Regions from separate parts of the Homo sapiens genome. Here region 1 is linked to region 2. The links are chromatin contacts, found by Hi-C or POLR2A ChIA-PET in ENCODE. All regions are on one chromosome and are shown on one strand. The core of a region is the stretch at or near the end of the contact, and the rest is flanking DNA. Distances in the headings are between cores, read along the strand shown.

Region 1 (5,831 bases), core at 653-3,152, 5.0 Mb after region 2:
TCATCAGTTTTCATTTCTCACATGCACAAGTTTTATTTTTAAAGTGAGAGATTCCATAATGTACTGCAGTTATTGGGCTTACAGATAATTCTTACTTCCACTGGCAAAAGTATATAGTTATCTGCACTGCTACTTGCTCTATCTCGTAAGATTGCTGTGAAACATCAAATAAGATAACTGATGAGAAAGTTCTTTGGTAACTGTAAAATAGTATTACGCAACTATGTAGTAGACTTTACATTTTTGAAAACCAGACGTGAAAATGTTTTTTCATATGAGTGACTTGAGAGCCTTGTAAACCTACGTACCCAAAGTCAATCTTTGTCCAGAAATAGAAAGCAGTTGTCTATTCAAATGCCACCTTTTAAATATCCTATCGGAACCTGTTTCCTATTGTCGCTTGAGTTACTAGATGGCTCAATGTAGTATTATCTAACCTGCACTTTCATTTTTCAAAGGAAAAACACTAAAGAAATGTTTAAAGAGAGACAGATGAGCATGACACATTTATTTTTCAGGGGAAAAGACAGATACGTAGAAAAACCTCTTCAATTCCATATGCATTTACTGAATTTTTCCTGATGAGACCTGCATTAGCAAGAGAGAGTGAATAATTTTAAGAATAGCAAAATTTCTTAAACCAGTGTGGCAACTTCGCCTGTTCCAAAATTTGACAGATTCTCTTTTTTTATTTTTATTTTATTTTTTTGTTTCTACTATTGTTGTACAACTGGGCTCTTTGCTATCCTACCAAGTTTAAAACGTGTGGCATTTGACATTTAGCCTAGTTATATTTGCAAGTTTCCACACTGCAATACGTATAAAGGCTGTTTGGACATAATCTCCTCAGGTGCAGTTTAACGACTAAATTTTACCTTGAATTCAGGTTTATATCAAATCTTACAATTCTGAAAAGTTACTCTGCCAGCAACAGGTACTACAATGAAAAATTAACAAAGCCTGTAACACTACAAAATGCTCTACTAACATTTTCAATTTTTAAGACTCCTTTTCAGTAACAATTCGAGGAGGAAGAATCTACAGCCAATTCCAAGGCCAGATTTCATTCAATTTGGTCTTCCTTCGGCAGTAACCCTAAACTCAAGTTTCACATTTCTCCTTCGATAACATTAAGGTCGCTCGGTCCGGTTACTGCACACCTCCAATTTTAGCGTCCAAGAAACCTGAAAGAACGGCACGTTGCCTACTCGCTCCTCCAGCCTTCTCTCAACTCAGAAGCTTGGCCAAACGTGCCGCTCTCTCCACAACGCCAACGGAGCTGGAACGCAGCGCCCGGAGGACAACTGGTCACGGGGAGGAGGGGAGAACTTCGCGGCCCGGAGTACGGCGGCTGAGGTCCAATCCAGCCCGCGCCCAACTCTACTCGGTGCCAGGAAGGCGTGTGGACCCAAAGTCTCAGGCCGCGGTGCTAGGTCCGGAGGAGCAGAGTCGCGCGTGGCTGGGGGCAGGTCGTAAACAAACCGACGGGAGGAGGGGGAAGGGGCAACGGCGAGGCGGGTGGGGTAAAATAAAAGGTAGGACCTCGCTCCAACCCTTCGGCGCTAGCCCGCAGCCGGCTCCACCCCACCGAGGACCAGATGCTGCTCTCGGCGCGGCGCTTCCGCTCGGGTCGGAACACCGAAGGCCCCAACACCCCTGGAGCCCGGAGCCCACAAGGCCATCGGCTCCGCGACCCCCGCCCCACAGCGCCCTACCTGAACCCGCAATCTGGGTCCCGGGCGTCGCGGCCGGGCGCGCCCAGCCCGGTCCTCTTGCTGAAGAGCTTCTGGAACAGCGTAGGGGCCATGCTAGCCACGGCCAGGCAGGGGTCGCTCCGCTGGGCGCTTGCTAGGCCCCTGCTCCTACAGCCGCCCCGCCACCCCCATGGGCGCCTCAGTCATATGACAGAAATTAGTCACTTCAAACGGCCACGGCGCGCGGGGCGGGGCGCGAGGCAAGGCCGGCACTCATTGGCTGGAGGGGGGCCGCATCACGTGGCGGCGCGCGGAGCAAGGGGCAAGGTGGGGGCGTGGGGCGGAGCTGCCTCCCATAGGCTCACTGGCGGGTCCCGTCACGTGGCAGGGGCGGGGCGTGAGCCGAGAGGACAGGACTGGAAGGTGGCTAGGGATGTGTAGCGGGAGAAGGGTCAGTCTCGATCTTCCCCTGTGAAGCTGTCAGCGACCATCAGAGGGTACGCCGGGGTGGCGCGGGGACGATGCCAGGAGCCTTGGAGTGCAGAAGGCTTCGACTCCCCGCACCCACAGAGTTGCGTAGGGAACCACGGGCAACCGACTCTTCCTTGTCAGCCCCTCCCTAGCTTCTGCGGCTTCACACCTCCATTCCGCGCCGGGCAGAGTCTGGCGGCTCCTGGAGCACGGAAGGCCCACAAGCGTACCCGTGGGGCCGCGGCCAAGGCTGGACTTTGAGCCCAGGACCCCAGGACCGCCCTTAGAAGGCTGCGCCGGCCCGCGAGAGGTCTGGGATCTGGACAGCGCGGGGGCTGGCTCACAGGGACTGGTGAAGGAAACTGCCGGGACCCCTGCCACAGCCATGGCTCCCCGCAAAGACGACCTCGAGCAGGCACTGCGGGCAGTTTGTACTAGCGCCTAGAACCCTGACACCGGGAATTAGTCTCTTGGAAGAGCTAGCGATTGGAGGCTCAGGAGTTAGGCTGTTTCCTTGTTAACCAACAAAATCAGGTGAAACCAACGAAGTCAGGAAGCCTAAAGACATATATGTACAGATATCTAACCCTTTACGCTAATTATTTAGATTTTTAATAAATCTATCTTAATGTTTAGGTATGAAGACGGGAGGAACTGTGGAATTTTAGTCAAGTTACAGGGAAGAAACGCTTTCTAAAAAAAGAAAAACATTGCTCACATGTGACCTCACAGTCTTATTTAACCCATGGAACCAAAATATATCAGAGTTTGTATCAAACTAATCTTATAAATTTTCAGCAACCCCATCCATTCACTCACTCCCCCTCCAGGATGAGGAAGCTCGTACAATGGGATGTAATCCTCAGAGAAATTTAGGAAATAACTTGTATATGGTTGGAAGGCTGGATAAAAATACTTTGGGCAGGCGTGGTAGCTCACGTCTGTAATCGCAACACTGCAAGGCCGAGGCAGGCAGATCGCTTTAGCTCTGTAGTTCGAAACCAGCTTGGGCAACAGTAAGACCCTGTCTCTACAAAAAAAAAAAAAAAAAAAAAATTTTAATTAGCCAGGTGTGGCCGGGCGCTGTGGCTCACGCCTGTTATCCCAGCACTTTGGGAGGCCGAGGCGAGTGGATCACCTGAGGTCACGAGTTCAAGACCAGCCTGACCAGCATGGTGAAACCCCGTCTCCAAAAAATTAGCCGGCGTGGTGGCGGCGAATGCCTGTAATCCCAACTACCTGGGAGGCTGGGACAGGAGAATTGCTTGAACCCAGGAGGCAGAGGTTGCAGTGAGCCGAGATTGTGCCATTGCACTCCAGCCCGGGCAACAAGAGCGAGACACCGTCTCAAAAACAAACAAAAATTAGCCAGGTGTGGTCACGGCGCACACCTGTGGTCCCACTCGGGTGGCTGAGGTGGGAGGGTAGCTTGAGTGTGGGAAGTCAACGCTGCAGTGAGTGCCACTTGTACTTCAGCCTGGGCAACAGAGGGGGGCCCTATCTCAAAAAACAAATACTTTTTGAGAATTTCATTTAATTAGGTATACAAATTAAATTTTATTTTCTTTAAGTGGCTACCAACTCCCACTGATTTGCAGCTAGAGTTTATGCTCTAAATAAGGGTCTGAAGATATTTAGAAAAGAAAAAGTAATAGGCAGAATTTATATCTCTTTGAGAATTTGTCAACAACCAAAATACTGAGTTTCAATGTTCCAAGACTTTTTTAAAGCACTATTTATTGATGATTAAGATAGTAACATATTCTTTCCACAATCATTTATGTTCTAGGCAGTGGGGATCCAAAGTAAAAAAGAGCTAACTTTCTAGGTGAGGAGACAGTAAATAAGTATTTAAAGTTATTGCACTATTTATTGATGATTAAGATATTAACATATTCTTTCCACAATCATTTACGTTCTAGGCAGTGGGGATCCAAAGTACAAAAGAGCTAACTTTCTAGGTGAGGAGACAGTAAATAAGTATATAAAGTTATTTCAGATAGTAACTAATGTTGTGGAGTTAGTAAGAAATAAGCAATGAAATGAGGGTGTCAGCAAAGTCTGAGGAGGTAACATTTGAGGTGCTTAGGTTGAAAATCATTCAGTTGCTCTGTGTATTACCCAAGGTCCAGAAACTACTGGGCAATACAGGATCAAAACAGCAGTACTATTTCACCTAGACATTTCAGATAATCCTCTGGCATCAAATGCTGAAAGATTTCTAACAGGGTAAAATGAGCTGTGTATATTTTTCTCACAAAACATTTGAATGTAGAATGAAAAATGAAGTTTTTGTAAACAAAAAAATAAAGTCAATGCAATTTTTAAAAAGTAAACAGAAGTGTAGATCCTATCAGTCAATTAATGGGGCAATCATTTGGGAAGTTTTGTTTTTACACTAGTTAAGTTACACTAAATGAGTACAAGTGGAAACAGGCCAAAGTCTGTCTATACGGGACCAAAGACACTAAGGACTAATGGCTGTCCATGACTGGCACAGAAAAGAGTAGTTCCAGGTCCCCTCAGAAGGAACTTTCCAAATACAATAACCTTGTGTGCTTTCGTCTTGGGAAAAAATTACTTCATGGGTAATTATAGATATTAATAGTAAGGGAAAAGAATATAACTGCTTGCATAAGAGACACTTTCAGTATTCTCTAATCATGTAATAGCTTTATTTCTGTAGTCTCATTTAGTCTTGAAAGGTACAGAGAAAAACTAGATTTACTTCCTATTATTGATCACATTTCTCCTACATTGCAGTGTAATACTAAAGTCACAGAATCAGAGAGCGCTGAAATGATACAAGTTTGTAATAAAAGAGGACAAAACTATACATAATTATTCAGATTAAAATTTAAATATTTCAATTTTAGTATCAGTGAATATTATCTTTTATTTTTCCTTTTACTTAGTACTACATCCTATCACAGAGAAGCTGAGGTGTCTTACAGGCAGCCTTTGTAAGTTTAAGGAGTCAGCAAAGAGGAAATGTGAGAAAGAAAATAATTACCTACTCATTCATGCTACGTTATATCAATGTGGAACTACTGGGTTACAAAGATTAGACATAAGGCCTACTACACTCTCACTCAAGGGTGGAAGATTTAGTCTCCTCAAAACTCCAACAGTCTATAGATTTCTGTCCACCTGCTTCAAAGATTCCCCTCCTGATAGCATAAAAGACAGGCACTCTTTGCTATAGGCATTTCCTGGTTACTACATATAGGAAAAGGTGGCAATAAAACTAAAATCTTCCTCAACCATCATGCTAATAAGTATAGTCTCAATTATGCTGAATTATCATGAAACAAATTATAATTTCATTGATGACATCTCAGAACAAGACATTCAAAATCAAGATGATCAAGTAGACCTGCCCGAAAAACATTAAATGGGCTCAAGTTACCCCACTTTTAAAAACTCCTAAACCAACTGACCATTTATTGCTATATAATAAGGAAATGGCAGTATTCTGAAGCACCAGAAAACATAAACAGTGATTTATTCAACAAACATTTCTTGAGTCCCTCCAACATCTCAGACTCTACTGTAGGCACTGGGAATATGGTACTGAACAAGAGAGTCCTTATTCTTAGAAACTTAGTTTTTTGTGGGAAGAGACAAAATAAACAAGATGTTTGCAAGGTGTGCTAGGAGCCAGGA
Region 2 (5,857 bases), core at 1,383-3,882:
AAGGGTCTCACAACCAAGTGAGAACAAGCAGATTTACATTCCAATCCTGGTTCCACAGCCTGGGACCCAGCACTCACCTTCTTTTGGTCTAATTTCCTCATCGGTAATTTATTTTATTTAACTTTAAAAAATTTTTTTTATTTTTTTGCAGATAGGGTCTTGCTTTGACGCCTAGGCAGTGTCGCAATCTCAGCTCACTGCAACCTCTGCCTCTGAGGTTCAAGCGATTCTCCTGCCTCCTGCCTCAGCCTCCGGAGTAGCTGGGACTACAGGCGCGCGCCACCACACCCCGCTAATTTTTGTATTTTCAGTAGAGGCGGGGTTTCACTATGTTGACAGGCTGGTCTGGAACTCCCGACCTCAAGTGATCTGCCCACCTCGGCCTCCCAAAGTGCTGGGATTACAGGCTGAGCCACCACACCCGGCCGGTTTTCTCATCAGTAATTTAGATTTTAAAGTTCCCTTTAAGATTACTTGAATACTTAAAGTCTAAGCTTTTCGATTCTTTATTTCTCAATGAGGTTAAGAAAGGAAGTATTTCATGGCCAGGCGCGGTGGCTCACGCCTGTAATTCTAGCACTTTGGGAGGCCGAGGCGGGCGGATTGCCTGAGATCAGGAGTTCGAGGCCAGCCTGGGCAACACGGTGAAGCCCAGTCTCTACTAAAATACAAAAAATTAGCCGGGTATGGTGGCGTTGGTCCCAGCTACTCAGGAGGCTGAGGCAGGAGAATCGCTTGAACCCGGGAGGTGGAAGTTGCAGTGAGCTGAGATTGTGCCATTGCACTCCAGCCTGGGCGACAGAGCAAGACTCCGTCTCCCTGCCATCCTCCCCCCCACCCCCCCACCCCCCAAAAAGCAAGGAAGTATTTTAGGAAACCGGACAGGAAATAGAACCATTAATAAGGAGAATGTCATCATTCACAGAGTGCCAAAAATTCATCTGGGATGAATATGCAGCTCCCAGTGCTCTTCACTAATTCTTATGTACATGACTTGATTAACAGTTAAAGAATATCCTGGTCTCCATTTCTGCCATTTTAAAAGTAAGTAACCATTAATTACAGAAGCGTTCCTAATAGGTGGTAAGGTGGTCATCTAGGGTATAGCTAAGGGCCAGACTCGAGTCAATTAGAATCCTGGGACCTGTCAAACGCAGTCCTGCGGAGCAGCCTTCAGACAGTGAATCTATAAAATGGATGGTTTCTTTCTTTCTTTTTTGAGACGGGGTCTCCCTGTCACCCAGGCTGGAGTGTAATGGTGCCATCTCGGCTCACTGCAACTTCCCCTTTCCGGGTTCAAGGGATTCTCCCACCTCAGCCTTCCAAGTAGCTGAGATTACAGGCACCCGCCATCATGCCCGGCTAATTTTTGTATTTTTGTAGAGACGGGGTTTCACCATGTTGGTCAGGCTGGTCTTGAACTCCTGAGCTCAGGTGATCCTCCCCCACTCGGCCTCCCAAAGTGTTGGGATTATAGGCGTGAGCCACCGCGCCCGCCCGGATGAATTTTCAAATAGAAACAATCCAGTTTCCCACATCACACGGAGATTGTGTGGATGGGTAATCCATGAAAAGCCTGGTGCTGGCACTCAGTCCCAATAAATGTTAGCTAAAAATTAGGAACTTTTCAAAGGGATGAATGTGCTTTCTAATAGAAGTAGCTGCCAGTGACATCTTGGGAGCCTCTTTTTAAAAGCAAAAAATTATTTCATCTTAAATTTTCACAAGTTCAGATTTTTATGTACCTGATTTTAACGGAGTATGAAACAGCTTGCTCTCGTAGTTACTCACCGTCATATGTTAATCGTATCATTTCTGAGCTGTTTTTTGATTTTACAAACCCTTAAATTAAGAAACGGATTAGGAACCGCCCATTAACACTGTTGGCAAATGATTTAAAATCAGGGTTGCTGGTTTTTCTGTGATAATCTATCGGCTTCAAGACGCACAGATCTCACTTTCATGGAAAGAAGTTGCCTGATACAGTTTTCCACCGGAGAGAAAAATAAAGGCTGGTACTTGGAACCTGCAAGCCGTGCATTTGGAACCTCGGACTCAAGTGCCTATTACGTAATTCCACAGCGTCCCGGCCTCCAGGCCGTTTCCCGAGCCCTCCAGCGGAGCGGGGGATAAGGTTACCACGCCCGCGGTGGCCGGGGACACTCTGAGTTTCGCGTGTGGCTTTTAGGGACGTTTATATTTGAATTTCCCTGAACCGCCGAGTGTGGGCGGTGGCGCAGATCCGTCCCGGAAACCTCCGGGCTCCTTCCCGCCTTTCTCAGGCCCGGCCCCTCCAAGGGGTCCCCGCGGGGCGGCGGGAGGGCCCTGGGCCCAGAGCCGCGCGGGTGGGCAGTCCCAGGCGTCCTTCCTTACAGCCCTGAGCCTGGTCCGGGAACCGCCCAGCCGGGAGGGCCGAGCTGACGGTTGCCCAAGGGCCAGATTTTAAATTTACAGGCCCGGCCCCCGAACCGCCGAAGCGCGCTGCCTGCTCCCCATTGGCCCATGGTAGTCACGTGGAGGCGCCGGGGCGTGCCGGCCATGTTGGGGAGTGCGGCGCCGCGGCCCGCGCCACCTCCGCCCCCCGCGGCTTGCCTCCAGCCCGCCCCTCCCGGCCCTCCTCCCCCCGCCCGCCGCTCCGTGCAGCCTGAGAGGAAACAAAGTGCTGCGAGCAGGAGACGGCGGCGGCGCGAACCCTGCTGGGCCTCCAGTCACCCTCGTCTTGCATTTTCCCGCGTGCGTGTGTGAGTGGGTGTGTGTGTTTTCTTACAAAGGGTATTTCGCGATCGATCGATTGATTCGTAGTTCCCCCCCGCGCGCCTTTGCCCTTTGTGCTGTAATCGAGCTCCCGCCATCCCAGGTGCTTCTCCGTTCCTCTAAACGCCAGCGTCTGGACGTGAGCGCAGGTCGCCGGTTTGTGCCTTCGGTCCCCGCTTCGCCCCCTGCCGTCCCCTCCTTATCACGGTCCCGCTCGCGGCCTCGCCGCCCCGCTGTCTCCGCCGCCCGCCATGGCGACTGCGACCCCCGTGCCGCCGCGGATGGGCAGCCGCGCTGGCGGCCCCACCACGCCGCTGAGCCCCACGCGCCTGTCGCGGCTCCAGGAGAAGGAGGAGCTGCGCGAGCTCAATGACCGGCTGGCGGTGTACATCGACAAGGTGCGCAGCCTGGAGACGGAGAACAGCGCGCTGCAGCTGCAGGTGACGGAGCGCGAGGAGGTGCGCGGCCGTGAGCTCACCGGCCTCAAGGCGCTCTACGAGACCGAGCTGGCCGACGCGCGACGCGCGCTCGACGACACGGCCCGCGAGCGCGCCAAGCTGCAGATCGAGCTGGGCAAGTGCAAGGCGGAACACGACCAGCTGCTCCTCAAGTGAGTGCTAGCTGGCGGCCGCGTTAGCGCCAAGGAGGGGCGGGGGCGCAACCGCGGCGACCAGCTCACCGGGTTCTGCCGTGGGGAGGGAGCAGAGGCCAGGATGCACGCGTCCTTCTGAAGGAACAGGGTCTCGGTCTCCGGAAAGGAGAAAGAATCTAGAGTTCATAGCGGAGCAGGGGTCGCGGAGGGGGCTCGAGCTGTAGCGCTGGGGGGCCGTGATGCCCATTTCTAGATTTTGGATACCCGCTGGGACGTGGTAAGTGCGCGCCTGGGACTGCCGAGAAGGAGCTCCCGCTTTCGCACTCGAATCCGGGGAGCCGGCGCGGAGAGGCGGCCCCTCAGGCCCCAGGTGCGGGGAGCTGGAGCGCGAGCGCGCGCTCGCGTGCGCGCCCCAGTTTCCGGCCGGCGCGAGACAAAGCGTCTAGCGGATTTGCAGTGCCGGGATGGGCGGCCGGGGAGGACTGGCAGCCCGCCTCTAGAATGAATGAGCTTCGCGCGGGCAGAGAGAGGAAGGGGAGGGACCTTCCCGCAGCATCCGCGTCTCCTGGGGGTGGGTCCCGCTTTGGCGCGCTCAGTCTTGGCCCTGTGACGTTTTGCGAAGATTCTACGCCTGCTTTAGGCGGGAGAGAGAGGCGGAGCTTGATCCGTGCGCCTCCAGCCAGCCCCGGGCAAGTTAGGTTTGCTAGCTGGTTAGCTTTCTCTGGGGAAATGTGTCCTGTCCCAGCGGGGATGGTGCGGTCCCTCGGGTGGTTCTGCGCAGGGAAGGAAAGCTGGGTTTGTGCATGTCACGGCTACCGTTCTTAGAATTGCGGTTCTCCTACCCCTCAGGCAGCGGCCCTCTGTCCCCAGCTTTTGCCTCCTCGTAGTATAGTCAGGCTTTCGGGTAGAGACTGTGCTTAGTACCCCTTAGTCGACCACTGTGCAGATAGTAGACCAGGGCAGGTGACAGGGTGCTGTGTAAATGCTGAGTGTTTGAGCGAAGGAGAGTTTGTAATTCACCTAAGCGAGTGCGAGTTTTCATTCCAGTGCACAAGGATACATTTGCAGACCTTTGCTGGCCTTATTTTGACTTTCTGATAAGCAAAATGGCCTGTCATCAGTAGGCAACAAGTGTTGATGTCATGCTTTAGAGATTTGCAAAATTTGGGTCTGAAATTCATGGTCGCCATTAGCACTGCCAGCTGAAATTTCTGGAGGTACCTTATTCTCACTTTGACACCCTTTGCCCCTGGATGTCTTTCTGTCTGTATCTGCGTGAATGTCCCTGTCCGAAGTCTCTGAGATTTTGTGTATTTTTACTTATCCCTCCTATCATATGTTTTCGGTTCATAAAAAAGCATGTGCACGTGGTAAGAATAAAATAGTATAGACTGGTTTGTAGCGAAAAACGATAACTGCACTACCTCTTTCCGGAGGCAATCACATTTATCCCTTTTTGTTTTTATTTCTTTGGATATTTAGTTATACAACTCGAAAATAATACTAAGCTTGTATTTCCCTTTCTTGGATTTACTAAGCCTTGGTTTCATCTTTTAAAATGAGCAGTCAGTTAACTCACACTATTATTTCTATGTTCCTCCAAATTTTTTGCCACTGAATTCCTTCAAATCTTAGATATCGTTGCTTGTAAGACTTGCCATTATTATGTGTACCACTAAGAAAATAAAAACATCAGGACCAACTGTGTAGGATCCATCCTGTTGGACCCATCATGATGGGTTTCATAGATATTAAAATGTCAAACAGGGCCGGGCGTGGTGGCTCACGCCTGTAATCCCAGCGCTTTGGGAGGCGAGGTGAGCGGATCACTTGAGGTCAGGAGTTCGAGACCAGCCTGACCAATATGGTGAAACCCCGTCTCTACTAAAAATACAAAAATTGGCCGGACGCGGGGGCTCACGCCTGTAATCCCAGCACTTTGGGAGGCCGAGGCGGGCGGATCACGAGGTCAGGAGATCGAGGCCATCCTGGCTAACAAGGTGAAACCCCGTCTCTACTAAAAATACAAAAAATTATCCAGACGTGGTGGCATGCATCTGTAGTCTCAGCTACTTGGGAGGCTGAGGCAGGAGAATCGCTTGAACCCAGGAGGCGGATATTGCAGTGAGCTGAGATTGCGCCATTGCACCCCAGCCTGGCGACAGAGTGAGACCCCATCTCAAAAAAGAAAAAAAATCCGGGCGTGGTGGCGGGCGTCTGTAATCCCAGCTACTGGGGAGGCTGAGGCAGGAGAATCGCTTGATATCCAGGAGGCAGAGGCTGCAGTGAGCCAGATGGTCCACTGCACTCCAGCCTGGGTGACAGAGTGAGACTCCGTCTAAAAAAAAAAATTAACACAGATCAAATATCTGTTGCGTACCAGTCACCGTTCTATGTTAGAGGATATGAAGATTTTTTTAAAAAAATGAATTACTGTTCTTTGTTGCTGAGAGTGTAGTGGGGGAGCTATATCCCAGCAAGTAAAGAAAGATTGTCTTTTGTCTGATGTGA

Evidence for each region. A loop is a pair of places that touch in the nucleus more often than their neighbours do. ChIA-PET counts read pairs that join two places held with the same protein, here RNA polymerase II (POLR2A). Pooled maps may share reads with other maps.
Region 1: a loop to region 2 is called in a map of naive thymus-derived CD4-positive, alpha-beta T cell, with 13 times the contacts of the local background. The contact joins the promoter of FNIP1 here to the promoter of LMNB1 in region 2. A Hi-C loop is called at or near these places in 2 of 168 maps with a recorded cell type or tissue (CD8-positive, alpha-beta T cell and naive thymus-derived CD4-positive, alpha-beta T cell) and 11 of 50 pooled maps. POLR2A ChIA-PET finds 5 or more read pairs at or near these places in 1 of 52 experiments (Panc1).

Annotation. Positions count from the first base shown.
Region 1 is chr5:131,795,115-131,800,945 of GRCh38, forward strand. It overlaps FNIP1 (folliculin interacting protein 1), which reads right to left and starts at 1,903. Exons shown (of 18, transcript NM_133372.3): 1 at 1,716-1,903. The coding sequence starts at 1,807. RefSeq lists silencers at 1,517-1,796, 1,847-2,106.
Region 2 is chr5:126,774,504-126,780,360 of GRCh38, forward strand. LMNB1 (lamin B1) reads left to right here and starts at 2,633. Exons shown (of 11, transcript NM_005573.4): 1 at 2,633-3,364. The coding sequence starts at 3,006. It overlaps LMNB1-DT (LMNB1 divergent transcript), which reads right to left and starts at 1,983. Exons shown (of 4, transcript NR_134485.1): 1 at 1,792-1,983. RefSeq lists silencers at 1,410-1,459, 2,110-2,759, 2,960-3,039, 3,350-3,399, 3,610-3,719 and enhancers at 2,394-3,194, 4,210-4,299, 5,603-5,672, 5,683-5,772.